2 separate regions of the Mus musculus genome follow, and region 1 is linked to region 2. Evidence: chromatin loops called from intact Hi-C (ENCODE). Cell type or tissue: gastrocnemius. All regions are shown on one strand. Links, peaks and the distances in the headings refer to the core of each region. The heading gives the core; the rest is flanking DNA.

Region 1 (16,396 bases), core at 3,268-11,267, 150 kb before region 2:
TCTCATGCACCCTTCGCCAGCTCGAAGGTGTGGCACAGGTGCCCGTGACACACAGTTACCCTCTGTAATGCCAGTCTGCATGAGACACAGCCGCCTTCTTTCTTCTCCTTGTGGAACCCATTGAAATTAGGTCGCAGATGGCATGCATGAGTTCCGGAGAAGTTAACATTGGTATTTCATCCCTCAGTAGCTCAATATGTGTTTCTAAAAGGTGTCAGTCTGCCAAGCACAGAACACTGATCTACCTTATGCTATACAAGTCTGAGCAAGGGAGAGATGATAGTCCATGCTAGGAACATAACAGAGCATTGCAAACAGATGTCTACCCTTTTTTTTTTTTTTTTTTTTTTTTTCAGAAAACTTACGCAGGATTTCCTGGTTCTCATGGACAAATCAACTAGCACCACGTGACCATGTACCGCATTGTCACAAGGTAGTCACAGCATTTCATAAGCCACACACCATCTTAGCAGATCCCACCAGTTGAAGAGCTCCTCTAACTCAGGTTGCTGCTCATGTCACAGAAGGATTTGATTTCTAATTCTGAGTTTGTGATGATTGAATGAAAATGGCCCCCATAGGAAGGATTAGGGAGTATGGCTGTGTTTTAGAAGGTGTGTCCCTGAAGGGGGGGGGGATTTGAGGTATCAAAAGCACATGCCAGGTCCAGTCTCACTCAGTACCATGCCTCCCTGCCTGCTACCATGCTCTCTGCCATGATGATCATGAAGCCGTACCAAGACCCCCAGTTAAATGCTTTCTTTTCTAAGTTGCCTTGTTCATGGTGTCTCTTCACAGCAATAGGACAGTAGCTAGGACAGAGTTATTTTACTGCCTAACAGATTGTACACATCTGCCGATACTTCTGAGCCATGAGCGTAAGAATGTAAAAGACTGTACCCTTGGTCAAACTAGCCTGTCAGATAGCAGATGATATTATGCTTTGATTTTCATTTTGATGAGCAGCATTGGCTACTAAAATATACTAACTTTCATTAAACAATGAGCAAGTGAAGATTAATTTGGGTTAGGTCGCTATTAGAAATGAAAATATTTACCAAACACTTTACTTACCAAGGGAAGGTCTTTTCCAGGAATGTTGGGGAAGTCATGGTGCTCGTTGTGATAGCCCACATTGAAGGTGAGCAAGTTCAGAGGCCCATAATAGGAGAATGTTTCCTGGTCCTTTAAGAACATGTAATGGTCCCCTATAAGATTGCCACTTATTGGGTGCAAACCCAGACCAAGCATGGAGGCTACCAGCATGTAGACTAAGGATTTAACCCCAAAGACATAGTAAACTATAATGTCAAAGGTGATCTGAACAACAGTATTGATGATTTCCAGATAAGAAATTGGTTTGCGGTTGATAAATAGAAGTCGAAAAGTAATAAAGAGAGGTTGAAAAGCAATCCAGACAAGCTTCCTGTAAGCGGTGCAGAAGAACCAGCCCTCGAGATAGTGAGGAACACCTACGTCGACACCATCAACTCCAAGGAATCGATGGTGGTCCGTGTGGTATTTCTTAAAGGAAATCGAGCATGGAATCCCAATCGGGAGGTTAGCAAATATTCCAAACCAGCGGTTCCACAGTGCTTTGCGGTGGCCAAAGGGGAAATTATGAGAGATCTCATGAGAAGCTATAATTAGTGAGTGGTTAATAGAACCACCAAATACATAGGCACAAAATATGACCCATTTCCACTCCAAGTCTTTGACTAAGTACAACAAAGCCAGCTGGATAAGAATTATTATGGTTATGATCCAGATCAGGTTAGGGTCCGGTTTCATCAAAGATTTTATCTCTGGATATTTTGCTGTAAGAAAAGAAAACACAAGAATAGTTAGGTGGAGATTAGTGTAATTATAATTACCATCAAGTATATTTAGGTGGACACACTGAAGAAATTCTAGTTAAAGGAGTTGGGAGATGACTCGATGGGCGCGAAAACTTGCTATAAAAGCGCCTTCCTTTAAACACGCACAGCGATGAACTGAAACTGTATCAAAGACCTAATGATAAAATCCCAAATCTCCAAAGACAACATTCAAGTTAATCCTCATGACCTCTTTGGTTTTTAAACTGCATATGATTTCTTTTCTTCTGCGAATAATGCCACTGAAAAGGGGGAGACTATTGATGGGAGACATTGATGTAGACTGTATAGGAGCCTTTAAAGCTTGCACAAATAAGTAACAAATCCAATTTAAAAAGTGTAAAGCTGGCAAGATGGCTCAGAGGTTAAGAGCACTGACTGCTCTTCCAGGGGTCCTGAGTTCAATTCCCAGCAAGCACATGGTGGCTCACAACCATTTGTAATGATATCTGATGTCCTCTTCTGCTGTGTCTGAAGACAGCTGTCCCCATACTCATAAAAATAAATCAATTTTTTTTAAATTGTAAAACTGTCTGAACAGATATTTCTCCAGCTAATCTTGGTTGTCAGCTTGATTGTCTGTGGAATTAGCTTAAACCCAGGCCACTGGGCATAGCTGTGAGGGATTTCTCTTGGTTGGATTGTTTGAGGTGCAAGACCCATCCTAGATCTGAGGCAAACGTTCTGGTGGCAGCCCACATGAAAGGACACGGAGGAAGCAAGCTTTTGCTTTTTGCCTGCTTGCCCTCACTCTCACTGGCAAGCCCATCTACTCTGCTGCTGAGGCCCTTCTTTGCTGCCATTAGGCCCTGCCTCTTTGTTATTCCAATGTAGAGGGAACATCTCTGGGACTCCAGCATCAGAGTGTGACTGCCAAGACATTCATTTTCTTTAACTGAATAACTATTGTAACCTTGGCCTTTCCATCAGGAGACAGCCATTGCTGGGATGCTCAGGCCAGCAGCTCTAAGCCACACTAATAAACGTCTCCCTGCCTTTGCTACCCCTGTGCCAGGATTACTCTTCTGTGCCACTGGGCCTGGCTTTCATCTGGGAGCTGGGCATCTGAATTCCGGTCATGATGCCTGCATCACAAACACTGTATTGACTGAGCTATGTCTCTAAGGCCACTTCATTCTTATTTGTCATAGCTTAACAATACACTCTGTGTAAACACACCACTGTCTCCATTGATGGTCACATCGGTTAAACCCACAACTTAACTATTGTGAATGTCACAACATATATGAAAGTGCAGGTTTCTCATTTGTGTGCTGACTGCATTCACTTTGGAAGTGTAACAGGAAGTGAGAGAAAATTTTACGTGGTAGATCTATTGTGAGATTATGATGGGAGGAAAACCACTATTTTTCTTAAAATTAATTTTTAGAAAATCCATATTGTCCTTTATAGTAAGTGCATATAGCTTATGACCCCCGTAGCAGGGTGCAAGCAAGCCTTTTCTCTGTTTATGTTTCTGTGATGGCTTGCAACCCAGCAGGAACCATGGAGGCCACCAGAGGAACAGAAGGTTTCTGCTGTGCCAGAAACCGGAATCTCCACAGAGTTTAAGATAAAACCCCTGAGGAAGATGCTTGCCCTAAAGACACTTTGGAAGGCAAAGAGGAAGCTTATCTGTGAAAGACAAATAAAGGCCGATATATAGAGAACTGGCATTGATATGGCTAGGTTGGCAAGGATGGCTGGAAACTCCTATACCTGCAGAACCATCAGAGCCCAAGGCACCAAGGCTATGGACTCCACAACGTGCTGCAGCTTCTCTGCTTCTACCAGGTCTTCAATGACAGACACCTTTGTTAAATTCAACAAGACTTCAGTCCACACCCTGGGAATTGGGGAACGCACATGGAAGGACCCCAACCAGAAGTTGGTAAATGAGCTAATCTACAAGCCTGGTTAGGGCAAAATCAATAAGAAGAGAATTGCCTCGACAGATAATTCTTTGATTGCTCGATCTCTTGAGAAATACGGCATCATTTGCATAAAGAATATAATTCCTGGGATCTATACAATTCAAGGAAGCAAACAGCCTCCCATGGCCCAAATATCGTCTCCAAGAGGTGGAATGAAGGAAAAATAAAAAAGACCACACATTCACTAGAAGATGCAGATGCTGTAGACCAGACAGACAGGCTTATGTGAAGGATGGAGGAAGGGTCCCCTGGGTATTTCTGTAAGCTGGTCAGTTAATAAACAGCGACTGCTTGTTGGGGTGGGGGACAGAAAAGGGGGGAAAAGTGAGAGAACAGGAGAGAGAATGGGGTAAGAAAGCCAGAGCTAGAGAGAGGGGGAAGGGAAGGAGGGGGAGGGGGAGGTAATGAGAGAGAGAGAGAGAGAGAGAGAGAGAGAGAGAGAGAACAGTAAGTAGCACCCCCGGACTTCTTCCCGGATGCAGAGCAAGTGCTCTGGGTTCTTTCCTTATTCAGCAGGATGCTGGCTGCGGCCTCACGTGGGCTGCTCCAGCATTCAACCATCCAGTACATCCCCAGCCCCACCTCCGTGAATTCTCTGCCCAGCACCTCACTCTCAGTAGTTTCTGCAGCTCCCATTGCTGAGAACCAGTTTTGTCCCTTTTCTGGCATCCTTGCTTTACATAAAATTTTAGTTTATTTTGAGATTTTTTTTTTTTTGAGCATGTTTGGTCGATCAGGCATTTCTGTCAATTTTGTGACGTGGACTTCTTAGAAAGTGACCAAAGTTTCAGAAATACACTATCATGTCGACGTAACTCAAGCAACGGCCCTGGTTTTCTTCCCGATGGCCATCCATCTCTGTTCCCAGAAAGGAAATCCTGAGCAGCACTCATTCCTCCTCGAATATGGTCGAATTTTCATGGAGAAATATAAAGTCCTTTCTGCTTTTCAAATGGGATGGCTAGATTTGTGGGGAAAGTCCCCCTCTTGTAACAAGAATCGATGACAACTTCCCGTTTCTTTGACTTTCCCCGGCTACCGGTGAGAACACCGAATTCCATTGTTTGAGGGTGAGTTTTCATGTAGGTGGATATCACACTATTAATTATTATCAATAATTATTTTTATTTTTATGCAATATGTATATAGCATAGATAAGATTGTCGTATGTCGTTTCCTATCAACTATGCATAAGTGATTTGCAATATGCTCAAATCAAGGGTTCTCTCTCTCACACTCAAGCTCTCCTGGGTAAACGAAATGGGACTAGAACTCAAAACGAACCACAAGGCTCTGCATCCTGGGTACTGGGATGAAAGGTCTTCCCCCCCCCCCCACACACACACACACAGGCAATCTCACCCAATATCTCCCGACGTCGATCATTATGCAGCCGATCATTGTACACCCACTCAGCATCTTCCAGTGATGCGAGTTTCCTCATGGCTGGTGTGCACACCTGCCCTAGGATCTGCTCCAGGTGCAACTCCGAGAGGGTGACAGGATCAATAGCAGCTGTGGCCTGCATCTCTTATCCCCTTCACAGGCTGAGTAATACCTTTGAGGAGGTGCTAAACACCACCCAGTCACCAGCCCGGCCTGGTCAGCTGACTCTGCAGGCTGTGCCTCCAGGGTCTGAGGTTTGGATGTACCCTCCTGCAGTCTATGGGTATCACTGACCCTGCACGTAAAGGCCAGGCCTCTGCCCTAGCACGGCTGCAGCCATTTTGTTCCATGCCTGCCAACTTTTTCATAGTGTACTTGTAAAATGCCTGTCAGTTATTGGCACAGAAAAATAACTTGACTCAGAGCCGGGTTGTGCTGTGAGTCCCCTGTTACAGTCTGTATGAGTTTGTTGATATTTTTCTTTTTCTTTTTTGTTTTTGTTTTTGTTTTTCGAGACAGGGTTTCTCTGTGTCCTGGAACTCACTCTGTAGACCAAGCTGGCCTCAAACTCAGAAATACGTCTGCCTCTGCCTCCCAAGTGCTGGGATTAAAGGCGTGCACCACCACTGCCAGTCAAGGTTTGTTAATCTTAAAAGAAAAAAAAAATCACAAAGTTTTACGTAGCACCCTTTGTATTAGAGGTCAATATGAACTGTTATGTCTGCATTGGCTTGAGTCAGGACTGACTACCCAGCAGCATTCCCAGCACCTGCGTATGAACTCATTGTGGTTTTGTTGTAGTTTTGTTTTGGTTTGTTTTGTTTTTGTTTTTTTGTTTTTGGTGTGGTTTTATCCTTTATAAACTGATATAAAAAATAATGTTCAAGGTCGTAGCTTCAGCGCCTCCCCCTTCCCCCCCCCCCCCGAATTCTGAACTACAGCCCTGATGGATCAGTCTTAGAATATGCATTCAATAAACCATCCCTGTTGGACTGAGATGGGTGTTCGTGTGTTTCGTGGGGCAATTCCTGGACCCCAACATTTGGTACATTGGCCGGGAAGCCCCCTACCCTGGAACATCCCTCAGTTACTGACAGTGAATGCCAGGAAGCCAGCTGGCCCTCTATGAGGAGGAAAGTTTTTTTTGTTTTTTGGTAGCTTCCCAGTTCTTTTTCTTAGTTTGGTCTTGTTTCTGGTACCTTTTGGTGACTCAAGTAAAGACAGCTGGACACAGTAATGCTCCCTGGTCAGGAGGACAGAGGATGCTCCGAATCTCCTCTTGGCTAGGTGGTCAGAATAAAATCCACCCCTTTGGACAAAGGCTTAGTCTTTAGATCTAAAAATAAATACACTTAATTCTTGAAATTATATATAAAGAGAAAGGAGATTATAGGTGTAATTTACCCACTAAGATATTTAGTTTTAAATTTTCAAAAGGATCTTTTAAAATTTCAATTGAAAGATAAAACTTTTTTTGTTGTCGAGAGGTTTTGCCCTAGGAAAGATATAACCTGCCAGAAAAGGCCATCCCTTTCCCAGAGGTAAGCAGTTGGGACAGGGTTTTGGTTTTATCTTCCCAGGAGAATAAAAGCACCCAACTAAGGAATCTGGGACCACAGGGCAACTGAAACATCTGAAGAAAAAGGCCAGGCCAGCAAGAGAAAATGTCCCCCCACTCCCTCCCCCCAAAAAAGAGTAAGTTGGCTAAGTGGTATTGCTGCCCTCTACAGACATAAGTGGCAACTGCTCTTCATGTGGTCCCAATTCAATTAAGGAAAGCTGGCTTTGGGTTTGGAGAGAGGCTCTCTCCTAATCTAAACCCACACATGCTTGTTAAAGGAAAATCTAAAATCTTTGTCTCATATCAGAAGAACCACCTGGTATCAGACAGAGGAAAAAAGAGAAAGACTAGTTTTTTTTTAATTAGGTATTTTCTTCATTTACATTTCCAATGCTATCCCAAAAGTACCCCCATACTCCCCCCACCCACTCCCCTACCCACCCACTCCCATTTCTTGGCCCTGGTGTTCCCCTGTACTGAAGCATATAAAGTTTGCAAGACCAAGGGGTCTCTCTTTCCAATGATGGCCAACTAGGCCATCTTCTGCTACATATGCAGCTAGAGACATGAGCTCTGGGGTACTGGTTAGTTCATATTGTTGTTCCACCTATAGGGTTGCAGACCCCTTTAGCTCCTTGGGTATTTTCTCTAGCTCCTCCATTGGGGGCCCTGTATTACATCCAATAGCTGACTGTGAGCATCCACTTCGGTGTTTGCCAGGCACTGGCATAGTCTCACAAAAGACAGCTATATCAGGGTCCGAGAAAGACTAGTTTATTGCCAGTAATACAATCCTCTTTTGGTTGTCATCTGACTCTCCAAAACTTTCTTAAGATAAAAGTATCTAAACATGCGTACGATTATTACTTACATATAAACTTTCTACCGTGATGCTAGTGGTCATACAGAATATTCACTAATTCTAGAAATAAGCTTCATCCAGCTTCCTGTATGTGTTTTCAGGTTTGAGTCTGAAGCAGGTAACCAGGAACTGCTGAATATGGCAATTAAAATGTTTAGATTTTCTACCATTCCCAACAGTAACCTTTGAGGTTCCCCGAGGAGATGAAGGGACCCTGCAACAACGAATCCACCTGGATTGTGGTACCGCCAACTACTGGGCAAAAGTGCCCCAGGCCTCTTCTGCCACCAGGTTCTGCACAGTGGACACCTGTGGGTTTGCTACTGTGTTCTACCTAGCCAGGACTGCTACTGAGCTGACAAACACCACCCAAAGATCAGCTTTGGACGACAGATTGCTCAGGACATTCAAACTGCTGAGTTCATATGGGGCTGATACGAACACTTTACAGAACTTTGAACTCAAAAGACTCCATTCTAAGGCTGCCGAATACAACCACGTTGGGCTTTGTGGAGAGCTTGGCAGAAATAGCCTCATTATTGTAAATAGTTTTACTGTGTTTGAGTTAAAAATCTTTCCTTTTTATTTAGGCAAGAAGAATATAGGAATAATAGAAGTAGAAGGAAGAAGACGTGGAGCCACATGACTGAGGACTGAGACTTCTGAAACAATCCGAACACTTCCTGGGTTCAAACCCAGGACAAGTCTCACTCAGCACCTGCGGCTCCTTTTGGACTCGGCTCCTCTCTCGCTCTCCTTCCCCCCCTCTCCTCTCATGGTCTGGTTTAGCCTGCCAGCCCCATCCAACCTGGACTGTTCCCTCTGCCTGCTTCCTCCTTTATATTCACCATAAAGCCATTCTCCACATTTCAGGGATGGTCAATGTCCCCCCTTCATCTCATCTTTCATTCACTGAGGACCCAATCAATAGCCTGTGGTGAAGATTGATCGCTGAATTATATTTAAATGCTATAGGGTACCAGTGAATATGTTTGGTATAATGACTGGGTCTCTTTGCATTTGTGAGGTCAAGTGTGCCAGAGAAATCTGGCTTGTCCAACAAAGCCATTCCCTTAGTAATCTGTTGACCCACTTGGATGGCCATTATCACCACATTTTTCCCTTCTAGATTTTAGTTTGGTTTAGTTTAGTTCATTGGTGGGAACACATGTGCACAGGCCTGTGGAGTTCAGAGTTCAATGTTCAGTGTCCTTCCCTATGACTCTCCACCTTGGTTTTCTAACCCAGGCCTCTGACTGAACCTGGAACTCACCAGTGTGCCAAACTAGCTGATAAGTCCTGCCTGTCTCCTCATCCTCTAGCACTGGGTTTGATTTCAACACGTGAAACCACACCTATGAGTGTTGTGTGTCCACATTCATCTTTCTTACCCACTGAGCCACTTCCCTAAGCCACTAGATTTTAACTGTCATCTCTGCATATGTATGGGGTGGTGGCAGCATAGGTTTTGAAACTACATAGGGCACCATAAGAGGGCAAGCTTTGAGTGAGGAATGAAGGGAGGGGAGATGAGTGAATCACGGAACACATGTGACAGAAACAAAGAAGGGACTACTTGGGGTGTGTGTGTGAGAGTGAAACTGTTGGGGTGAGGCATGGAAAGGGGAGAGAGGAGAAAAGGAACAGAGGTTAACGCACAACTAAATGTGACTTCTCCCTGCTGGAGCACCCAGGAGAGCTACTGGATGAGAAAGGGCTTTGTTGTTTGATTGATTGATTGATTGATTGATTGATTGAGGAAACCACACAGCCCAGGCTAGCTGCTAAGGGAAATAACAATGTATTATAGCATGCTGATTTTTTATATAAAAAAAGAAAGAACAAAATACTGTGCTAGTGTCTTTTTTGCTCATATATGGATAAAGACCCCTCCCCAACTAACACAATAACTAAAAACAAGCATTTTATTTTTCAGTTGAGCTATGCAAGGAGGAACAATGGTTCTAAATAAAACTTTAACATGATGTGAGGTTTCCAGCCTTGATTGTGGTGGTGACAGAAATGCTAACGTGGTCAAAAGTAACTAAAACAGTGCAAAATGTGGCTCAGGGTACAGTAGCGTCCAGGGACAATACTCAGCACCAATATAAATACACAAGTGAATTCTGTACACTGAAGATGGGTACTCTATTATTCAGGGTTCTCAAGAGGAACAGAGCCAATTGTGTGTGTGTGTGTGTGTGTGTGTGTGTGTGTGTGTGTGTAAAGGAGATTTATTAGAGTGCTTTACAGAATGTGGTCCCCCAGTCCAACAATGACTGACTATGACAATGGAAGGACCAAGAATCCAGTAGCTGTTCAGTCAAAGAAGCTGAATGTCTCAGCTGGTCTTCAGTACACGCTGGAATCCTGAAGAATTAGGTTTTCATGCCAGTGAAGGAATGGACTTGCTATCAGGGGTGAAAGCAAGAAGCCAAAGAGTTCCTTCTTCCATGTCTTCTATATAGGCTGCCAGCATAAGATGTGTCCCAGATTAGAGATGGATCTTTCCACCTCAAAAGATCTGTATTGCAAATGGGTCTTCCCACTTCAAATTATTTCATTAAGAAAATAAATCCCTCTACCCCAACGCTGGGGAGGCAGAGGCAGGCAGGTCTCTCTGAGTCCAAGTCCAGCTAGTTTTGTGCAGTAACTTCCAGGTCAGCTAGAGCTACATAGTGAGACCTTGTCTCCCCAACAGCAACCACCAGCAAGCCAGGGGTAGCCGCACACACACACCCTTACTCCCTGCGCCTGGGAGGCAGAGGCAGAGGCCAGCCTGATCTATGGAGGGAGTTCCAGGACAGTCAGGGCTACACAGAGAAACTCTGTCTCAAAACAAACAAGAGAACAAAAACCCCATCACCACCACCAAACAAAATCTCACTAGATACCAAGCCTGCAGCTTCCTTGACCTTGTACTTTCTGTCTACCAGAACTAAGAGAGACGAATTATGTGGCATTTTTTAGAGTAGCTTTAATGGGTAAAGACATTTATGTTGGGGTCTAGGAGTCACCCCAGAAACCACAGGGGCACCAATCTTAGTTAAACAGGGATGGTTTGTTGAATGTACACCCCAATACTGATCGTCCAGAGCAACAGCTCAAAGCTGTGTGCTGGACATTTCTCAGGATAAAACTCCAAAACCCACAATGAGCTCATACACAGGTGTTGGAAGTGCTGCCCGGTGGTTAGCCCTGACTCAAGCCAATTTAAACATAACAGTTCATATCAACCTTTAGTTTGATGGGCCCTACATGAAGCTTATAGTTGTGGAATTTCCTAGCAGTAACAAACCTCATAACATACAGAACATAACAAGGTATGTAGTCAGCATGACCCTGCTCTGAGTCGTTATTTTTCTGCATTAATAACTGGCAGGCATATTACAGCAACAATATGAAATAGCTGGCAGTTGTGGAACAAAATGGCTACAGCTATGCTAGGTGGGTAGGCTTCAACGATTAGCAAAAAAAAAAAAAAAAAAAAAAAAAAAAAAAAAACCTCATAAATTATACTTATACAAAGCAGTACGCACTTGCAACAGCTGAACCTTGGGTTTCAACAACAGTGACTAAGAGATGGAGAAACAGCACACTGTCAGAAGATTGCTGGCCAGGTTTTGAACATCTTCCTAACACAACTGAGGAATAGAATACAAAATGAAATGTATATATTTAATGCACTCTTCCTCCGTGACTAGTCTATATACATGTCCTCCTCACAGCCAGGATAAGGAATGTTTTCTTTAATTTCTATACTATTACCCAAACACATCCAGGACTAAGACAACCGGTGACCCACTTCCTACTCCCAGATTGAACTTGCCTCTTTGCGCAATCATTTGAGCGGGAACAGATTGCCTCCATTCTGTTGAGCAAGGCTCATGATTTTTCAGCCTTGTTTTTGAGACGTCCACAGGTGTATATACTTGTTATCGTAGCAGGATCCCATCATGGGAGGTTTGATAACCTCTCATCTATACTGTATCTGGCTGTGCTATAGAAGAGTCATGGACAGGTCTTTCCCTAGAAAGAGTACAGAGAAACAATGTGGCTAAGTTTTCCCACATCCTCACCTGAATTAATACGGCCAGGTTTTGTTTACAAATTTAGCGGTATTTGTTCTAAAGCTTGCTGGCCACTCTATTATCTTTGTGGAGATTCTGTCTAGATCTCAGTGCCTGAAGTTGTTGGTTTGTGGCCCCATCTTGGTCCTTTTCCACTGACCTCACCTCACCAGGGCTTGGACCTAGCAGGCCATAGTTTTTGTATTGCAGCTGATGTGCCTTGAAATTATGCAATCAGCCTATCGTCCCTGGATCTTGGCTATGAAGGCATCCTCAAAATTACCGGGAACAAAAGAAGGCTGAGCTATGGAATAAGCTCGTAGTAGAAGCAGCTCTTGTGCTCTTCTAAGCTGGCCTACTTCTGCCATGACTGCCATGGGGGCTGGCAGTTTCTTGGCTGTTGTGCTGTTACTGTTGCTGGAGGCAGCACCCAGGGCCTCCCTCCCATGAGCAAGCCACTGTCAGTGAGCAAACTCAGAGCTTCCTGGGAAGGTCTTGAGGTCAATCATGTTGATTTCTTTGGACTCTTCTTTCCTGCCACGTTCCTCTGTTCTCCCTGGTAGCCTAGGGGTGCAGTATAGCTTGATGCTCTCAGGGAGCTGCTAGTCTCCTAGCTGCTAAGCAGCTAATGTCTAGTACTCTCTGAGGACTCTTCGTATTGAAGTTTTCCTGAAGTCTTTTCTACAGAGTCCATTCTTTTTCGTTTCTTTGTTGTTGTTGTTGTTCTTGTTTGTAGAACATGATTTTAATATTTTCAACTGTTAATATTCAACAGACAGAATAATTATTTTAAGATATATTTCATTGTTATGTCTCCCTTTTCATTTATGATTTTATTAATTTGGATACTGTTTCTGTGCCCTCTGGTTAGTCTGGCTAAGGGTTTATCTATTTTGTTGATTTTCTCAAAGAACCAGCTCCTGGTTTTATTGATTTTTTTGTATAGTTCTTTTTGTTTCTATTTGGTTGATTTCAGCCCTGAGTTTGATTATTTCCTGCAGTCTATTCCTATTGGGTGTATTTGCTTCCTTTTGTTCTAGAGCTTTCAGGTGTGCTGTCAAGCTGCTAATGTAAGTTTTTTTCAGTTTCTTTTTGGAGGCACTCAGAGCTATGAGTTTTCCTCTTACCACTGCTTTCATTGTGTCCCATAAGTTTTGGTATGATGTGTCTTCATTTTCATTAAATTCCAAAAAGCCTTTAATTTTTTTCTTTATTTCTTCCTTGACCAAATTATCATTGAGTAGAGCATTATTCAACTTCCATGTGAATGTGTGCTTTCCATTGTCTTTATTGGTATTTAAGACTAGCCTTAGTCCATGGTGATGTGATAGGGTAAATGGGATTACTTCAATCTTCTTGTATCTATTGAGGCCTGTTTTGTGACCAATTATATGGTCAGTTTTGGAGAAGGTACCATGAGGTGCTGAGAAGAAGGTATATTCTTTTGCGTTAGGATGAAATGTTCTATAAACATCTGTTAGATCCATTTGGTTCATAACTTCTGTTAGTTTCACTGTGTCTCTGTTTAGTTTCTGTTCCATGATCTGTCCATTGCTGAGAGTGGGGTGTTGAAGTCTCCCAGTATTATTGTGTGGGGTGCAATGTGTGATTTGAGCTTTAGTAAAGTTTCTTTTATGAATATGGATGCCCTTGCATTTGGAGCATAGATGTTCAGAATTGAGAGCTCATCTTGGTAGATTTTTCCTTTGACCAGTATGAAGTGTCCTTCCTTATCTTTTTTGATAACTTTTGGTTGAAAGTTGATTTTATTCATTATTAGAATGGCTACTCCAGCTTGTTTCTTGGGACCGTTTGCTTGGAAAATTGTTTTCCAGGCTTTTACTCTGAGGTAGTGTCTGTCTTTGTCACTGAGGTGCATTTCCTGTATGCAGCAAAACGCTGTGTCCTGTTTACGTATCCAGTCTGTTAGTCTATGCCTTTTTATTGGGGACTTGAGTCCATTGATGTTAAGAGATATTAAGGAAAAGTGATTATTACTCTCGGTTATTTTTGTTGTTATAGGTAGCATTCTGTTTGTGCAGCCATCTTCTTTTGGGTTTGTTGAAAGATTACCTTCTTGTTTTTCCTTGGGTTGGTGTTTTCCATCCATTATCCTTTGTAGGGATGGATTTATGGAAAGATGTTATGTAAATTTGGTTTTGTCATGGAATATCTTGTTTTCTCCATCTATGGTAACTGAGAGTTTTGCTGGATATAGTATCCTGGGCTGGCATTTGTGTTCTCTTAAGGTCTGTATGACATCTGCCCAGGATCTTCTAGTTTTCATAGTTGCTGGTGAGAAGTCTCGTGTAATTCTGATACGTCTGCCTTTATATGATACTTGACCTTTTCCCCTTACTGCTTTTAATATTCTTTTTTTGTTTAGTACATTTGGTGTTTTGATTATTATGTGATGGGAGGAATTTCTTTTCTGGTCCAGTCTATTTGGAGTTCTTTAGGCCTCTTGTGTGTTTATGGGCATCTCTTTCTTTAGGTTAGGGAAGTTTTCTTCTATAATTTTGTTGAAGATATTTACTGGCCCTTTAAGTTGGGAATCTTTGCTCTCTTCTATTCCTATTATCCTTAGGTTTGGTCTTCTCATTGAGTCCTGGATTTCCTGGATGTTTTGGGTTAGGAGCTTTTTGCATTTTGCATTTTCTTTGACTGTTGTGTCAATGTTTTCTATGGTATCTTCTGCACCTGAGATTCTCTCTTCTATCTCATGTATTCTGTTATGCTTGCATCTATGACCCCTGACCTCTTTCCTAGGTTTTCTATCTCCAGGGTTCTCTCCCTTTGTGGTTTCTATTTCCATTTTTAGGTCTTGGATGGTTTTGTTCAATTCCTTCACCTATTTGATTGTGTTTTCCTGTAATTCTTTAAGGGATTTTTGTGTTTCTTCTACCTGTTTACCTGTGTTCTCCTGTATTTCTTTAAGGGAATTGTTTATGTCCTTCTTAAAGTCCTCTATCATCATTATGAGAAGTGATTTTAGATCCAAATCTTGCTTTTCCAGTGTGATAGTGTATCCAGGACTTGCTATGGTGGGAGAATTGGGTTCTGATGATGCCAAATAACCTTGGATTCTGTTGCTTATATTCTTACCCTTGTCACCTGCCATCTGATTATCTCTAGTGCTACCTGCCCTCGATATATCTGACTGGAGCCTGTCCTTCCTGTGATCCTGGTTGTGTCAGAACTCCTCAGAGTTCAGCTGTCTCTGTGATCCTGAGATTCTGGGTATGTTAGAGCTCCTGGGAGTCAAGCTGCCTCTGAGACCCTGAGATCCTGGTGTGACCAAACAAACTCCTGTGATCCTGTGATCCTGGGTGTGTTAGAACACCTGAGAGTGAAGCTTCCTCTGGGTGTTAAGGGACTGGCTGTGGAGTTTGCTCCCAAGGTCTGCTCAGGGCACCAGCTACAGAGTCCATTCTTAAGGAATGGATTTAGAGCTCTTTTCTTATGGCTTGCCTTTCCCCATGAGAAAAATTCTAAGACATTTTTCTCAAGTTAAGGGAAAGGGTGGTAGCTTGCTTTTCATTGAAGGAACCTGTTTGCCCACAGTGCTCTGAATTCAGCTCCCTGAGCTGGTCTTCTCAGTTGACTTCCCCAACTGTGAAACATCCCTCCTACAGTAAGGGGATAGATGCACTGCGTTCCCAGCATACCACAGCTAGCATAGACAGAGACAGATACTCCACTTTATCAAAGACAGGGCGATGAGAGGCTTCTAGGCTGCTTGGCTTCAAAATCTATGAATTTAGCCTTTGCAGTAATGGGGGAAGTGGAAAGGATAAGAAATGCTGGCAACCTGCCTCTTCAAGGTAGCACTGGAGCCCTAAACTGGGAGCTGGAGACAGGGAACCTATGTGTTGGAGTTACCTCTCTGGGATGCAGCGCCTTCATGCAGGGCTGGAAGAAAGAACGAACAGGGCATGGCTCGGGTGCTTTGGGCACTTTTCTTCTTATCAAGATTCAGATTCTCTTGAGTACAAATTTCTTCATACATTGTATGTCCCTGGAACATCTAGAACAGCAGTTCTCAACTTGTGTGTCACAACCTCGTTAGGGGTCACATGTGATATCCCACATAGCAGGTAGTTACGTAACAGTTCATAAGGGAGCAAAAATTATAGTTATTAGTAGTAACAAAAATAATTTTAATGGCTGGGTGTCACCACAACATGAGGAACTGTATTAAAGGGTTGCAGTGTTGGGAAGGTTGAGAACCACTGTTCTAGAGGGTGTATGCGGTCATTTAAACAGTTCTATTAACATTTTTATACAGTTATGATTACCTCACTGCAGAATGGATGCATAGAGCTAGGCGCATCTCCACTCTGGAAGCCAGAGTCCCCGGAACTGTATCTCATTGTGCTTTGTTTTAGTGCCTGGTTAGTAAAAAGGGGGACCCTTTATTTTACATCACCCTGGGCCATTTGTGCTAGACCATGCCCGTTTGCCATCTAACCAGTTCCAACTTCATGCCTTACAGCTTTTCTATTCCCAACAGCAACAGGGCAGGTAGGTCTTGCAGGCTGTTCCTCAGGCTCTCCAATCTCTGAATTCTGCCTACCATTTGGCTATTAGGGAACCCGAGAAGTTACAGGGGAGGGAGAATCAGGGATTTCTCCTTTCCTTTCTCTGCATGGGAGCCGGCTCCAGCCAGCCAGGCTCTGTGGCTTTGCTTTGTCTGGGGGTGGGGG
Region 2 (16,396 bases), core at 3,173-11,172:
ATAACCAATTTTAAAGACAAAACTGATGAAACTTTTTCATCTTTGGATTTTTGTAACCACCTCATGCAAACCAATGATACGTAGTGTGGCTAAGGGTAGCCTGGAGTAAGCTGGGCCACAGTAGTGACACAAGCCTTTCGACCCAGTCCTCTGAAGGCAGAGGCAGACAGATCTCTAAGTTTGAGGTCAGCCTGGTCTACAAAGTGAGTTCCATGACAGCCAGGGCTATAAAAGATATAGGACCCTATTTCAAACAAAACAAAACAAAACAAAAGACTATACAAACAAATACAAAATTGAAAAATTTAAAGTTCCACTTCTAATGGGGTTTGGCTTGCTGCCTATAATTATTTCCTTCTCTTAAGAAGGAAATAGAGTTTCGTGGGTTTTCCTGTAGAGGTGTAAAAGAAATATTTGTTCATACCAACTAAGGAAATTCAGACAGACCAAAGAAAGATTGACAAGTTTGGCTTTTCCACCAAAAAGGTCCTTGCCTCTGCACCAGCTCCTAGAGCAAGAGCAGAATTAATTTGCAAACAGGTTCAGAGCGCCACCTAGTGTTAAGGAACTAGAAATGGCTGTAGACGCCAGCAAAAAAAAAAAAAAAAAAAAAAAAAAAAAGGCACCAACAAAACCAGACCAGAAAAGGGTATTTAATCTCTACTCTTCCCTTACTCTTAACAAGGAATCTGCTGTTCTCTCTGTCCAACCGTGGGTAGAATTCCTTTTTAAAAAGTGTTTTTATTGATGTGCGTGGGTAATTTGTGTGCATGTATATCTGTGTATTGCATGCGTGCCTAGTACCCACAGAGACCAGAAGACAATGTTGGATCCTGTAGAAATTGAGTTACACGCAATTGTGAGTTGCCATCTGTGTTAGGAATTGAACCTGGGTCCTCTGGAAGGGTAGCCAGTGCTTTGCCATCTCCCCATCCCCACGGATGGCTTTCTTAAAAAACAGCCTAGCACATAAATAAGTTACTCTACTAAAGATTCAAAGGACTAGTCTCTGTGCATTAGTTACAAAAATTTATTTTTTGTTGTTTATTTTTAAGACTTTCAATGCAGAGTTTCTCTTTATAACAGCCCTAGCTGACCTGTTATTTGCTTCATAGACCAGGCTGGTCACGAACCTGCCTCTACTTACTGGGTGTGGAGGTTAAAGGTGTGTGCCACCGTGCCTGGCTTTAGTTACAAAGATTTAAGTGGTGATACTCATGATAGACATACACTATTGCCTAGCCTAGCTCCACAAATGCTCGCCCACCACACAACCTTAGCCTCCTCTCCTTGGCAAGGGTCAAGATACTTTCTAAAGAGGAAGTGTATGTAATGCTCAAAATACTAGTTTCCAATGAGAGCTTGCATAGGGAATTTAAACTTAGTTACTGTGGTCCTCAAGCTTCCAAACTGGAGAGACTTTGATCATCCCTGTATCATCCAATCAGGCTGTCATCATTACCCATCATCCCCTTCTGTTGAGAGTCCTAGAAATGACGTAAGACACGGTAAAAAGCTTCCCTTTAACTTTGTTTCTTCAGATTATCTATGTTTCATTGTTGTTGTTGTTGTTTTGCTAAATATGAAAAAGGCACCGTGTTGAAGTATATTCTTGCTGAAGGTAGTTCTCTAGGGGGATGTTAAACACACCCGGGTCGCGCTGACTCTGGAGTAGAACGCAATGCTCAGGGCTGCCTGTTCCCTGGGCCGTGGTGCTTCTGAGCTGAAGCCCACTGCTTCTTTTGTTTGATTGTTTGGTTTTGGTTTTTGGTTTTTGTTTTTTGAGACAGGTTTTCTCTATATAGCCCTGGCTGTCTTGGAACTCACTTTGTAGACCAGGCTGGCCTTGAACTCAGAAATCTGCCTGCCTCTGCCTCCCGAGTGCTGGGATCAAAGGCGTGCGCCACCACGCCTGGCACAACCACTGCTCCTTTTTAAAGCCACCTGAGTAACTCATAGGTTTCCGCATTGCCTTGAGTCGCCTGCTTGTGGTCAGCTCTGGAAGCTAAATATTTGACTTCCTGGCCAGCATCCCAGCCTATAGCCCTTCCTCTTCCCCACCTCTTAGTGCTTTTAGAACCAGGGCCTCAGAGTATTTGTGAAAGTCTATGGTGGGCTGATCATGACAGTGAACGCCTCTAATTCAGCTCTTGGGAAGCAGAGGCAGGAGTGGTTTTGAGTTAGAGACCATCCTGGGCTACATACTGAGACCTTGTTTCAAGAGAGGAAAACAAGTCTGGAATGGGTCAGTACCTGGTGGGCTCTTTCCAGATATTCTCCTATCTAGGGCATGTTGGAGTTCTGTTTGCTTTGTTCTGTTTTGTGTAAATTAATTTATGTATCACTTGTCGGGGTCCAGCCTCGACACAGGATTGGAGTTCTCAACTGGAAGCAGGGATATCTGGAAGGCACATAATAAACAGACACTGACAACTTTCCGAGTACAAACTGACAGGCAATTTTTCGAAGCTTAAAATTGTTCTCTCTCTCTCTCCCTCTCCCTCTGTGTGTGTGTTTGTGTGTGTGTTCTATTTCTTGCTTGCTTGTTTGCAGCTTGAGGCTGTACACACGCTCTTTTCTCCTGTGCAGTTTTCTTTTCACTCTCATGCTCATACACACCTCTGTGCGTTCCCCTTTCACTCACACACACTCTCCATACACTCTCCTCACACTCTCTCCACTCCACACTCACCTCACGCACACTGCATGCACACCCCACTCTCTCCACTCGATGACTCGCTCTCTCCCTTTCTCTTGCCCCAGTCTTTTATTGATACTCCAAATGCAGATAGGAAAAAAAGACATTGTATAATCGTTGCCAAATCAAATTCAAAACAATACCCACATCACACAAAGAATCAAGAATTATAATTGTTCCCCCAGAGTTTCAAGCTTCCCCTATTCCCAGGCCTCTGGCCAAAATAATAATTATTGCAAACTTATCATTATTTAAACTTTACCTTTTGACTTATTATACTCCAGAGCTCAGAGCTCCGAAGTCGGCTACTTGCATTTTCCCGTGAAGCTCTGACAATAAATGACATGGGCAAAGCTGCCAGGCAATGGCCAGAAAGACTCAGGTACACCCTTAACTCGGCAGTTCTGCCAGCTTTCTGCTTCTGCACATTGCACGCAGTGACCCTCCTAAGAGTCCCGGTGTTTTGGCTTAGTTTTACTAATATAAGATTTTATGTATTCTATACTTGCTTATCCAGGAAACACTCTCAAATTTTGTGCAAAACTTATTTCATAACTTCAATAGCTTTTTTCTTTTCGGGATCCCAGTGTTGGCTCTATTTCACTTTCTAATAATTTCTTCAAACTTTCTTTGCAAGTCAAACATTAATCTGAACTAACATTGCAAAGTTATTGCATTGTTTCCAAGATAAGAGCACACAGAATACATCTACAGCATGCACCTGGGCCATCAGGACTGTGCTGTGCTGTGTCCCATGCCTCAACTTTTTAATTGTTTAAGAATCATTACATCAAGGAACATCTAGTTTCATAGAATTCACCAGGGCAGAAGGAGAAAGGAGTAGGAAAGTCAAATAATATAGAATAACTATGAACACCAAGGCCAACTGAAAAGCAGTCACACACATGAAATCTATACAGCTCTTGTCTAGGGCTAAGGTTAGGAGAAATGGGAACAACGGTTTTTCACAAGGAGCTGCCGCAGGCTTCTGAGATGTCTCCCTCCCAGCCTGCTGTGGGCAGTCCCTGACATGGTACGTTGATGCCAGTAATCACGGTGTAAGAGTAAACGAGCTTTTGATTCCCCTGTTCTCACCGTAGGGTTTTGTTGTACATTAAGCTGAGTTCTGGCCAGAAAACAGACTCAGATGCGAACCTGTTCACTGCATAGCCATGTCCTTGGCTAAGTGGGGTCAGTGTGTCCTACTGGAGTGACATGATTTACCCATGTAAGTGCTTAAACTGGGTGATGGACAAGAAAACCAAGACTGTAGAGCAAAGGTCTGACGAGAGCACTAAGTTAGGACAAGCTCACTGAGAATACATCTGTGGACAGGGAGACTACAGATCTATCCCCCTGGGTATGAGCGCCCCATCTGAGGCGCAGCTACAGGTCTGCACCCTCATGTTGGGCAGGCTGACCACTTGAGGCCTGGTCCTGCCTCCCTCCTTCACACTGACAATCATGGGCAAGGAGGTCATCTCTGAGGCAACACACTGCCGAGGCCCCAGAAATGGCCACCCGATGGTCAGGGACTCTGGTAGCTGCAGGCAGCTGCCCACACATTCATACGTCAGGAACCCTGGCGGTTCTAGGATCCAGTTCTCGGCCCACTTCATCCCCTGCAGGTCCAGGTACATCTCCTGGCGACAGCATCGGGTGCCTTCAGTCACTGGTACCTCGGGGTCACAATTGCCTTGAGCTCTGTAGGGGTGAGAGAGCAAAGGTCACCTGACAGGGCAGGGAAGGAAGTCCTACCAACCATTTCCCAAGGTCTTCAAAGAGAACACTGTGAAGATTAAAGAACAAATAAATGTCTAGAACATAAAGTGCTTACTAAGAGTCTTGGTATGCCAGAACTACATATGGCCTATGTGTTATCTAGGGTGATATTTGTACTTCATCCTCAGAGGAATCCTGAAGGGAGTTCTGGTCTTAGCCTTGTTATACCTGAGGACTCTGAGACCCAAAGGTGCTCAGTGACATGATGGAGAACAAGTGAAAAGCAGAGCTAGATAGAACCGAACTTCACGACAAAGGCCTGGTCTTAAGCAACTTGTCCTCAGTGACTAGTGTCCATGGGAGATGGCGTCCAGAAAGCCCAAGGATACCAAAACGGTACAGCCTGTACATATGAACTATGCACACCCTCCTAGAAGCTTTAAACCGTACTTGGCTACCTATAATACCTAGTGAAGTTGAGCATGGTAATGCCTGCCTTTAATCTCCCTAGCACTCGGGAAGCAATGACAGACTGATCTATAAAGCTGAGGCCACACTGACCTACACAGAGTTCCCGGCCAACTACATAGTAGTGAGGACTGAGAAGGTCTTTTAAAAGCACATGCTGCTGGTGACCTGGTGACGCATGCCTGTAACCCCAGCACTAGGGAGGAGAAGATGGCAAGATCAGCGGTTCATGGTCATCCTGAGCTGTGTAAAGAATTCAAGAGCAGCTGGAGCTATATGAGACCCATGCCTCAAAATACAAAACAAGCGCTGGGCAGATTGCTCAATGGGGGAAGAGCACAAATATGAGAGCAGCCTGAGTTCAAATCCCCAGTGCCCACAGAAGGCTGGCAGGTAGTGTGCCTCAGTAATCAATATAACCCTAAAGTAAAAGAGAAGGTAGGGACAGGAGAACCTCCGGAAGCTTGCAGCCAAACTTCATGCTGAGTAACAAGGTACCCCTCTCTCAAACAAGGCCTAAGGTAGACACTGACATTCAAGGTCATCCTTTGACCACCACATGCCTGCTATAGAACAAGCACACCCACACCACAAACACACACACACACACCACATATACACACATGCACACCACACATACACACTGCACACACACACACATATACCACACATACATACACACCACTTGCACACATACTACACATACCACACATATACACATACCACATACACAACATGCACATATACTACACACATCACACATACACACCACATACACACACCACACATATACACTACACATACACCACACATATCACACACACCACACATACATACACATACCACATATACACACACCACACATACCACACATACATATACACACACCAGACATACACACATGCACAAATACTACACACACCAGACATATACACACACACACCACATATATACACACCACACATACTACACATATACACACACCACACATACACATGCACACATACTACACAAACCACATACACATATACACACACCACACATACACACTACATACACATACACCAAACATACAACACATACATACACACCCCACAAACATACACACCCCACACACATACACCACATATACCACATATACCACACATAAATACACACACCACACATACACACCCCACACACATACACACTACACACACATATACCACACATACATATACACACCACATATCACACAACACATACACAACACATGCACACCACACACACATACACCACACATTCCACATGCACCACACATACCACACATATACACATGCACACATACTTCACACAACACACATACCACATATATGCACACACACACACCCCTATACACACACACACTATAATGCTTATCAGGAGGAGCAAGATGGGGAGTAGAGAATGCTATGATAAAGATACATTGTATATATGAATAAAATTCCCCCAAAATAAAGAATTTTTAACAACAACAAAGAGTATATGCAGGGGAGGCAAGGTAGCTTAGCAGGTAAAGAGCTTGCCATGCAAAACTGATGACCTGGGCTGGATTGGATCCCTGGAACTCATATAAAGGTGACAGAGTAGAACACAGTGTGTACACACGGACACACATGCGCAATAGTAGCAAATACAAATGTTTAAAGTATATGCCTAATAAGATGGGTTTTGTTGTTGTTTGTTCTGTTTTTAGTGGTTGGTTGTTTGGTTTGGTTTGGTTTGGGTTTTTTGAAATAGGATGTCTCTGTGTGTAGCTTTAGCTATCCTTTATAGACCAGACTGGCCTCGAACTCGGGGATCTGCCTGCCTCTCCCTTCCAAGTGTGGGATTAAAAGCATGTGCCACCAATGCCTGGCTTGAAGCTAAAAATCTTCAAAGACTTACTCTTGAAGGGGACAGTGGAAATAGAATGTTATAATTCAATATTATAATACCATTTCTAAACGCACCGCTAGAAAGTATTATAGGTAGGAATGGCTCATCTCCCGGGGCAGCCTACACAGTTCACACCTAAGCTGGTACAAAATCTCGGCGCGGCTGGGGGCAGAGAGGGAGGAGGACCGGGTCTATTGCATCCCTAGCCACCCAACCTCCAGCCTACCCGTAGTCCTTGAGGTCCAGCGTGTGCAGCTCCAGCTGTGGCTCGCCCTGCCCCTTGCCGTCCGGCGTCCCCTGCGCCGCGAAACGGACCAACTTGTGTGCGCTCCAGGTCCCCGGCCCCAGATGCTCCCTCTGCACCGACACCTGGAGCAGCAGCGGCTGCCTCGGCCGGCTCAGCTGCTGCCAGAAGTTCACGGCCTCGGTCACGTCGAAGGCCTTCCAGCCGCTCTCGTGGATGGACACGAGCCTGAGACACAGCAGTGCGCGTCAGGCAAGGGGACTGGCAGGCTGTTAGGGAGGCCCTGAAGGAGGAGTCTGTCCCGTCCGGTACCCATCCCTATCATCTGCTGCTCCCCTCCCCCTGCATGGGCGAGTCCCTCACTTCCCAACTCCCCCAACACACGCGCGCACGTGCGCGCACACACACATCAGCAACAACAGCATCCAGCAGCATCCCCTACCTAGAGTCGATGAGGGCAGTGCGATTGGAGCCATCCTCACGGACTCTCAGCCATTCAATGGTGACCCGAGCCCGGGCACTGTGTGGGGACAGCCTCTCAAACCTCCGGAGAGCTGTTCTGGGCACAGGCTCCTGGAACAGCCGCAGCACAGCCTGCACCAGCTCGCTGTTAGGCGGCAGCCGCTGCTCCATTCCGAACACTAGCAGGTGAGTGGAGGTCTCTGACATCAGGAACCTGCCTGCCACCTCTGTGGACAAGGACAGAGTCAGCCGGGCCTCTCCAGGTATCACAAGACCTCTAGGATGGCAGAGCCACTGTACTTGAAGGAGGCCAGGACAGAGCCGTTACAGTTCTGTGCCTTTTTAAAATCTCCAGCAAGAGCTTGTTCACTAAACCTCCCCAAGCAAGCACAAAGAGCTTTGGGATCCAGAAGTAATGAAGCTGAAGAGAGTAGGGTCCTTATAGAAGCCGGGTCATGGATCTGGCTTTCTTTCTGATCCCAGCCCTAACGGGGAGAGGCTCCATTTAGGCTCCTGCATCTCACTAGCGGGCTATACTGTTCTCAGAATACTGGACGTTTTGTTTGCTTTTAACCCAAAGTAGCTTCAACCAGTAATTTACTTCAGTGTTCATAGCACAAGACACAGTTGGCCACTGTCCCAGATGGTCCTAGATAGTCACCCCAGAAGTCACACTACTGTCTCCAGAAGAACTGGGTCCTTGCTACACCTACCCATACCCTATGATCCTGTTTTGCCCTGCTCTATTCTTCTCTGAGTCTGGGTCTTGTCAGTCACTCCAGCCTGATGTATATCTCCTCCTGGCCTTGAGAGTCCTGAGGACTTGGTCACACCTCTCAACACACACACAAAGAAAGGGTCTACATCACCAGAGTGGGCATGGTCAGTCTGCCCTGTCTAGAGACCAGGGACAGCAGGAAGAGCTCACCTCGAAAATTCTGGCTGAACCTCTTGCCTCGGGAGCGGTCAGCGTGACTTCCCTGCAGCAGGGCCACATACTGGGACCTCACGTGGGTAGGGATGGCCATCTCCTCCACATCCGCGCTGTCCAGGGTGGGGGCCTGGCTGAGCTGCAGCTGCTGCAGTAGACTGCTCAGGACCTGTTCCTCGGTCATCGCTGCCCCAGGGCCAGCCAGGGGCAGTACCCAGAGTGCCCAGCAAAGCCACAGGGACTTCATGGCGCTGCCCAGGAGGAATCGTGGATATATGCGTCCCTAAAAGTGCCCTGAAAAGTTCTTGGGACCTAGACGGTCTGCTGAGGGCTGGCACTGGCCTTCTTTATAGTTGGCCCTGGGGTGGGGGGCAGGGAGGAAGGACAAGAAAGGTCACACCCCTGGGACCTCCTGGGAACTCAGCATGAGACAAGCCCCTGCGCCCTGAGGAGGGGCTGTCTAAGAAAGGACACAGAGAGCTGTCTGGAAGACACACGGACTGAGATTTCTGTCTGTGGGGTCACTGCCTCTCAACGATACTGTTCGCTCTTGTTGGAATTATCTGATAATATCACCGTCTGTTTTGTGGGATAGAGAATTCCTCGGGGCAAAAAACAGAGAGACTCTTTCACCAGTTGTTGAAGTACTATATTACCTGCATAGCCATGGCTGGGCTGAATTCTTCAGAAACGACTCTAGGTCAGGCGGACCCCAAACTTGTGATAATCCTCCTCCCATCATCCTCTGCATGCTAGAACTACAGCTGTGTATCACTATGCCAGACCTGTTTAAGACTCTGGAAGATTCTCCATGGGCCAGTGGAGGTCTAGATTTGTCCGTGGAGGAACAAAGAGGGGCAGAGTCCTGTATTCCAGCTGTCTCTGGTCAATTCCACAGATACCCCGGAGTCAAAGGAACCGTATACATCCTTCAGTACCCCCACGGGTCTGTCCAGGTTCGTCACGGTCCTCATCACACCCCACCCCTCCCATGCCAGAGGAAGACAGATGCCGCTAACTAGAGATTTTGCTAGCATAGTCTCAGGAAACATGAAGACTGCGCATGTCTCTCTGCTCTCAGAGTGCCACAGAATGTGCCTCTTCAGACAGCAACTCCTTCTGGGAGGGCTCGCCCACTAGGCTCATACCACAAGCGCTCAGGCTTGTGTCTTGCTCATACCACAGACTTAGAGACAGAAACCATCCAGAGGCCAAATCTGCCTGGAAACATGTCCAGTCCACAGCTGCAGGCACCTGACTGGCCCTACTTCTTCTAGCTCCCAGTTTACAACAGCTGGGTCTTGATACTTGGTAAATTTTATAAATTCTCAATGCCTTGTGTTTTTATTATCTAAAGGAGCAGTTGACAATGACAGAAGACCCTGTCTCAAAACAAATACATAACATATGCGCATGCAAGATACATCCTCAGCAGACATCCATCGTATGAGTGATCATGTGTGCCAGGCCCCATCCCAAGCTGGGAGTAGGGTTCCACACAGCCCTTACGAGGCAGGTTTTAGCTGCAAGTGCATCTTTCAGATGCTGGTCAGCTCACTACAGGACAAAGTCACCTGTCCTGTCACAGTATGCAGTTAGAGGAGACCTTGCGATACAGATATTTGCATCTGCCCCCTAAGGCCTCTCTGGCTCAGAGGTCTAAGTGTGTGCAGAAGGAAACCTTTCCTGTAGCCAATGAGAGGTGAACAATGGCCACAGAGGAGCTTAAGGGCCAAAGGGCCTGGTGGACAGGGATCACCTCTCTGCCTTCCCAGGAGGACACTGGCCCCTGGGTGTGTATGCGCTGTGTTCTACCTTTCTCAAACAACCCTGAGAGCAGAGAAAACCCTCTCAGGTTCAAGGGCTCTGGGTAACAGCCCAAACACACACACACACACACACACACACACACACACACACACACACGAGTGCATGCACGAGCACACATATGTACACATTCTCACGTACATATTAATATATGTAGAAGATTTATAGTAGTAAGTGGGTGGGCTCAGAACTTAGAAGAGGAACATAACTGCCGGGCAGGGTGGCGCACGCCTTTAATCCCAGCACTCGAGGGGCAGAGGCAGAATTTCTGAGTTCGAGGCCAGCCTGGTCTACAGAGTGAGTTCCAGGACAGCCAGGGCTATACAGAGAAACCCTGTCTCAAAAAAAAACCCAAAAAAAAAAAAAAAGAGAGGAGCAGAAATAACTCTGATAAGGCTAAGGGTCTAAGTCTCTAGTACAGCATTTGCAAGTCCTTGGTTTTGATCTCTACCACGTCAAAGAAAAGAAAAAAAAATCTGTCCCTAATCATAATAAATCATGCATGCAAGATGTGTGTGTGGTTTTGGGGTGTGTGTGTGTGTGTGTGTGTGTGTGTGTGTGTGTGTGTTGGCTTTGTTTTGTTTTGTGACAAGGTCTCATTATGTAGCCCAGGCTAGCCTTGAACTCAAAGTCCTCCTACCTCAGCCTCCCTGGTGCAGAGATTCTAGGCATGTACTACCATGCCTGGCATTGTTAACTCTTTATCCCTGGGGTAGACAGGGAGGTTTGCATTATTATTTCCACTTAATAGATGAAGACACCGAGGCGTAAAACTGTTACATGACCTGTCTAAGGGCAGATATTGACTGCCAAAGTTAGGGCTATTTGGATATATATGACAGAGAGTTTGGAGGGGTCACAGGATAGGCAGGCTGAAGTAAGAGGAAATATAGAAATCCAGGCAGCTGGCCCCAGAGAGGGAAGTCCCAGGGTCACAGACCTGCTTCTCAGTCATTTTTCTCTTATCTCCCACCTCTGTTTCCAAGGAAACTAGGTAATGCCCCAGAAGGACTTCAAATGTCTCATCTGGGGCTGGGGGTAGCTCAGTGTCTGGACGCTCACCTAGCATTCGAAAGGTCCTGAGTTCCATCCCCCAGCACAGAAAAACAGAAAAACAAAATCTAATCCCATCCTGGAGCTCACATCTCCTAATGAGGAGCCCCTGAAATATAAGACCCCCACTCTGTATCCGGCTTTCTTCAAAAGGAACACCGCCGCTGCCTTCCTTTGCAAGTGATTAACAGGGAAGGGACTTTATAGGATGCTAACATTTGGGGCTTTAGTCAAGCCAAACGGCACAGAGGTGTCACATTTACAGGCCACCAGAACGTGAGGTCCTTCGTCCCTGGAAGCTCTTCTGGGCTGGTGTGCCTTAAATATGCAAGAGTTCACCACCCTTGCAATGGGCGAAAGGAAACCCTGTGGCTTATCATCGTAGCTGGCTTCGTGTCAAAATGTAACACCCAAGGCCCTGCTGTGTTCAGTAAGACCTTCTGTGCCAGAGCCAAAGGACAGGCATCTGGGGCAGATGCTTTCTGACTTGCAGATGTACACAGGGGATCTCTACCGCCACCTCAAGGACACCTTGGGTCTGAGGCCTTCTGGGGCACCCAGAGTGATCAGCAATAGAATAGCTAAGCCTAGGAAGTTCAGAATTGGGCCCTGGGTAGAAGAGGAACTGCATAGTCATTATTTGGCCTCGCTAAGGACCTGGGATAGGGAATCTCAGCTTTCTGAATCCGTCCTCTGCTTTGCAGAGAGTGTTTTTCTCTGTGTGTCTACTGCATATGTGTGTTTCCTCGCCCCCAATAAAAACACCTTGTTTTTTAAAAATATATCTTTATATTTACTTATTTTATGTATGTGAGTACATTGTGGTTCTCCTCGGACGCACCAGAAGAGGGCACACACCAGAGGACGGCATCGGATCCTATTACAGATGGTTGTGAGCCACCACATGGCTGCTGGGAATTGAGCTCAGGACCTCTGGAACAAGAGCCAGTGATCATAACCGCTGAGCCATCTCTCTAGCCTATAAAAACACCTTTTTTTTTTTTTAAGTTAAAAAGAAAAAACCTGGAATACCTGGGAGTCGCTTTAGGGACTCAGAATCCCTGGGCCCTGAGGCTGAATTGGCGAACCCTTCCCCAGAGCACTCCTGGGGTGACCTCTAGGGGCGTGCATAGGTGATCCACACTGAGAAACTAAGCCCCCTTCCCAATTTAGGGAACGCCCCATCATCATCGCCTGGTGATGTTCAGTATCAATGAAGGACTGGTCTAGACAAACCATCCTCTTTCCCTGCTAGTGTGTAGAACCAGACATCTCAGAGCAGAAACTAACTATCCAGACAGTGTAGATGGTACAGAGAAAACAGTCTCGGAGGGGCTGCAGCATTCCAGGGTCACACGGGACTGATACACAGACACTCAAAGGTCATAGCTCTTCCCACACCTCAAACTCTGTCTGCTGCTGGCTTTACTGCCAGATGCCATCCATCAGCAGCAGGCAGCTTGGGAACCCAGACGACTCGGGGTCCAATGGGGGCAGGGCAGTGTAAAACGCAGACAGAAAAACAGAGGGTCAATCTCCCAGAGTCGATCTTCCCAAGACTCCTGGATGTGGATTCCCAGGAGCCCTCGGAGTTCTGTTGGGGAAATACAGTGATTGGGCAATTAGCCACGGCCCAAAGAAGGAAGCAGATGTGGATTAGGAAACTTTTACAGTGGGCAGATTGCCCAAGTAGGGGGAGGGTGGGGCTACTTTTGTGATGCAAAAGCTAGGCCTCTCCCTCATATTGTGGATCTGAGTGGGACGGGGTGTCTGAGGTGGAGCCCGGCCCGGCCTGAAAGCCGGAAAGCACCTCCGGTCCTAGAAAGCTGTGTAAATCAGACCTCTCCCCCAAGGGCTTCTAAGGCGGGGACAGGGCAGACTTCTTTGAGGTTGCAGAGGTGCCCCCTCCTCCACCACAGCCCCGCCCTTCGGAGCTTCTATGCTGCGAATGTTCTGAGTGGTCACAGAAGTGCTGTGGCAAAATACAAACACTTGAGGCCACCACCTGATGTGTGTTCCTTAGGGCCGGTGCACAAGCACCGAACGAACTCCCCACAACCCTGTTCGCTCCATCCTCTGGGGCCCATAGTCCAGGGCGAGTCATTCCACACAGTGGGGCATCACAGAGCCTCCATGCAAAACACCTCCGTGCTTCAGGGTTGGCCCTGTGCCTTCCCTTTCCACGGCCTACTGTTCTGTCACTCTCTACCAGGCCAGTGTGCTCCAGAAGTTGATATTTGAGTCACCTGTGAGACCTGTGGCCTCCTGAACCCTGGCTGCCTAGATTTCACTAGAGACAGGGTCCAGACATCAGAAGGTAAAGATTCTTCTGTTGGAGACATAGGGCAGAGGGGACAGGGGTGTGTCAGAGCAGTCAGTCCAGTGAGACAAATGTCTAAATCAGATTAGAGGATTATTCCATTCATAGACAACCCAGCCCTTCCAGAGGATGGTACCTCCGCTTCCTGACTACCTCTGACGCAAAGAAAGAAAAGGATGGGGGAGGGGAAAGAGAGGGTACCACACATAGGACAACAACCTTGACCTGAGATCTGTTTTGGGTTTTCTCTGTCCTGTCTAGAAATTTTAGAGTAGGGACAGACAGTAGCTCTTTTACTTTCTTACTACTCTGTTATACGCAAGAGAAAAAAAATGTATAATACTCAATGCTCCGAAGCTAATGAGAGACCTATTGAGTTGGAATTATCTAGGGATTGGAATACAGTTCAACAGGAGAGTGCTTGCCTACATATGCAAAGCTCTGAGTTCAATCCCTAGCAAAGACAGACAGAGAGAGAAAGGGAGAAGAGAATAAAAATTAAGGGCTGGCAGGATGGTTCGCCATGCGAAGATGCTTGCCACCAAGCCAAACAGTCCAAGTTCAATCCCCAGAATGGTAGAGAGAACTGACTCCTGTAACTTGTCCCCTGATCTCTGCAGGAGTGTCATGACTTGTGTGTGCATGCACTCAACAAATGAATTAGGAAGAGAGAAACAGAGACAGAGACAGAGAGGCTCAGAACCCTAGGAGCCACTGTTGAGCTGGGTCAGCAGAGTCTCTTCCATAGGACCCCAGTTTGGTTCCCAGGCTCCGCATCAGGTGGTTCAAAACCTCCCATAAATCCAACTCCAGGGAATTCAACAGCCTCTCCTGGCCGTCCTGGGCACCCGCGCACACGTGGTAGACAGCCACGCAGATACGCTTAAATTAAAAGTAAATTTAAAAGAATACAGAAATCACATTGGAAATTTTCCTGGGATGTAACTCAGCTGGCCTAGCTCCAGATCCTGGGTTCAGATGCAGCGCTGCAGACAAAGAAGAAAGAAGAAAGCATTAGCCCTAGAATTGCCTCCATCTTCTTCTAAATCCCTGTCCCCTCACCTACCTCCTCCTCCCGAATACCTCTCCGTATCTTTCCCCATCACCTATGGAACTTTCCACTTCTAAGACAGGGGCTATTTGGGACCGTCTTGTCTTCCTTCCATTTCTACATCTTGCACAAGGGTCTCCACCATGCCCTTGGCCAGGCACCAGGGCGGCACCTCCCTCTCCCAGACAGAATTTCCTCTACTCCACAGCCCAGCTCAGATCCTGGTAGCCAACCCGAGTGCTGGCATTCTGGCCTGCTCACTTGCCCTCACCTTTCTATACCATTCTCCTCTCTAATTTATCTTACCAGTGTGGGTGTGGTGTGGTGATTGTATATGTGTGTGGTGTGTATGTATGTGTATGTGTTTGTATGAGTGTAGTGTGTGTAGTGTGGTGAGTGTGTTTGTATGAGTGTAGTGTATGTGTGGTATGGCATGTGTGTGGTGCAGTGCATGCATGTATGTGTGTATTTGTACATGTGTGTGTGGTTTGTGGGGTGTATGGTAAGTGAGTGTGTGTTGTGGTTGTTGTGTGGTGTGGTAAGTGTGTGTATGTGTGTGTGTAGTGTGGTGTGTGTGTGTGGTGTGGTGTGTGTGTGTTTGTGTGTGTGTGATGAGTGTGTGGTGTAGTGCATTTGTGTATGTGTGTGTGTTTCTGTAAGTTCAAAGCCAGCCAGCCTGGCCTACATAGTGAGTTTCAGGACAACCAGACCTATATATAGAGAGAGACCCTGTCTTAAACAAAACAAAATATAATTCTGATTTGACAAGTTCCAGTATCATCTCCTTGGGAGTGTGAAGGATGGAGCCCGGGACACAGTGCATACTAGGGAAGGACGCCGCCATGAGCCATGCCTCAGCTCAGTTCCTTCCTGAAAACTCTTTCCTCATGGTGGCATCTCTCCTCATCCTTCTCTGTGACAGCTGGGCGGTGTTCTCTCCCTCAGGGCAGCAGAGACAGGCATGCCAATCTCTGGTATAGAGAAGCAGCCCTGTGTGGTCCTCCAGTCAAGTGGGAACAAATAGTGCCAAGGAAGTCATCTCACACAGCCCTCCTGGGAGGGAAGATGATACAAAAGAATGAAGAGAAGAGACAGGAAGGGGAGAGGGTCCCTGAGCAGTAAGAAGTGAGAAACTGGAACCATGTGTCCAGGTTAAGTCAGTCTTTGTCAGAAGTCAACAGGCAACACCTCCCTTTCTCAGTGTTATGGATGGAGCCACAGGCCACACAGATGCTAAAGCAAGTGCTGAGATACAATGTTAAAGCTGAAAAAGAGGAAACAAACCAAGCAGGCTGGTGTATGTAAGCACAGACAGTAAGAAGAGCCCCACCTATACAGACATGGGGATCCTGGCCAGAGCAATGCTGTCTAACAATACCAGGCCAGGTGGGTAGGCAGGTTGTCTATGTGATAACCCGTACTAAGCTCTGGTTTCACCTGGCAATAAGTACTAGGCCATCCCCTTCCTCCCTTGGTGATCGCTTTCCCTGTCCTCACATGAGCTCTTAGCTCTCCTCCTCCTCTCCTCCTCTCCCCTCCCCTTTCCTCCCCTCCCCTCCCCTCCCCTCCCCTTCCCTCCTCTCCCCTTTCTCTCTCCTCTCCCTCCCCTCTCTTCTCCTCCCCTATCCTCTCCCTCTCCCTCTTCTCTCCCTCTCTCCTCTCCTCTCCTCCTCTCCTCTCCTCTTCTCTGTGTAGCCAGGCTGGACTTAAACTCATAGATCTTC

Evidence for each region. Peaks named below come from ENCODE experiments on the same cell type or tissue, not always from the same donor. Only the 100,000 strongest peaks of a DNase experiment are listed, where the experiment ranks them.
Region 1: it touches region 2 in a loop (2.3-fold over the local background); 8 of 42 quality-filtered maps call a loop at or near these places.

What each region holds. Positions count from the first base shown.
Region 1 is chr1:181,040,178-181,056,573 of GRCm38, reverse strand. It overlaps 9130409I23Rik (RIKEN cDNA 9130409I23 gene), which reads right to left and starts at 5,337. Exons shown (of 3, transcript NM_001033819.2): 1 at 5,174-5,337; 2 at 1,075-1,817. The coding sequence starts at 5,255. Gm39716 (a long non-coding RNA gene) reads left to right here and starts at 4,231. Exons shown (of 2, transcript XR_003948798.1): 1 at 4,231-4,881; 2 at 8,211-9,469. It also overlaps the pseudogene Gm17967. In gastrocnemius, for the core only: a CTCF peak has its summit at 6,929 (motif pointing left); no DNase peak of the experiment used is centred there.
Region 2 is chr1:180,885,456-180,901,851 of GRCm38, reverse strand. Lefty2 (left-right determination factor 2) reads right to left here and starts at 8,744. Exons shown (of 4, transcript NM_177099.4): 1 at 8,419-8,744; 2 at 7,471-7,717; 3 at 7,011-7,256; 4 at 2,745-4,402. The coding sequence starts at 8,668. The coding sequence ends at 4,039. Gm39714 (a long non-coding RNA gene) reads left to right here and starts at 16,389. Exons shown (of 3, transcript XR_865782.1): 1 at 16,389-16,396. In gastrocnemius, for the core only: no CTCF peak of the experiment used is centred there; a DNase peak (open chromatin) is centred at 7,448.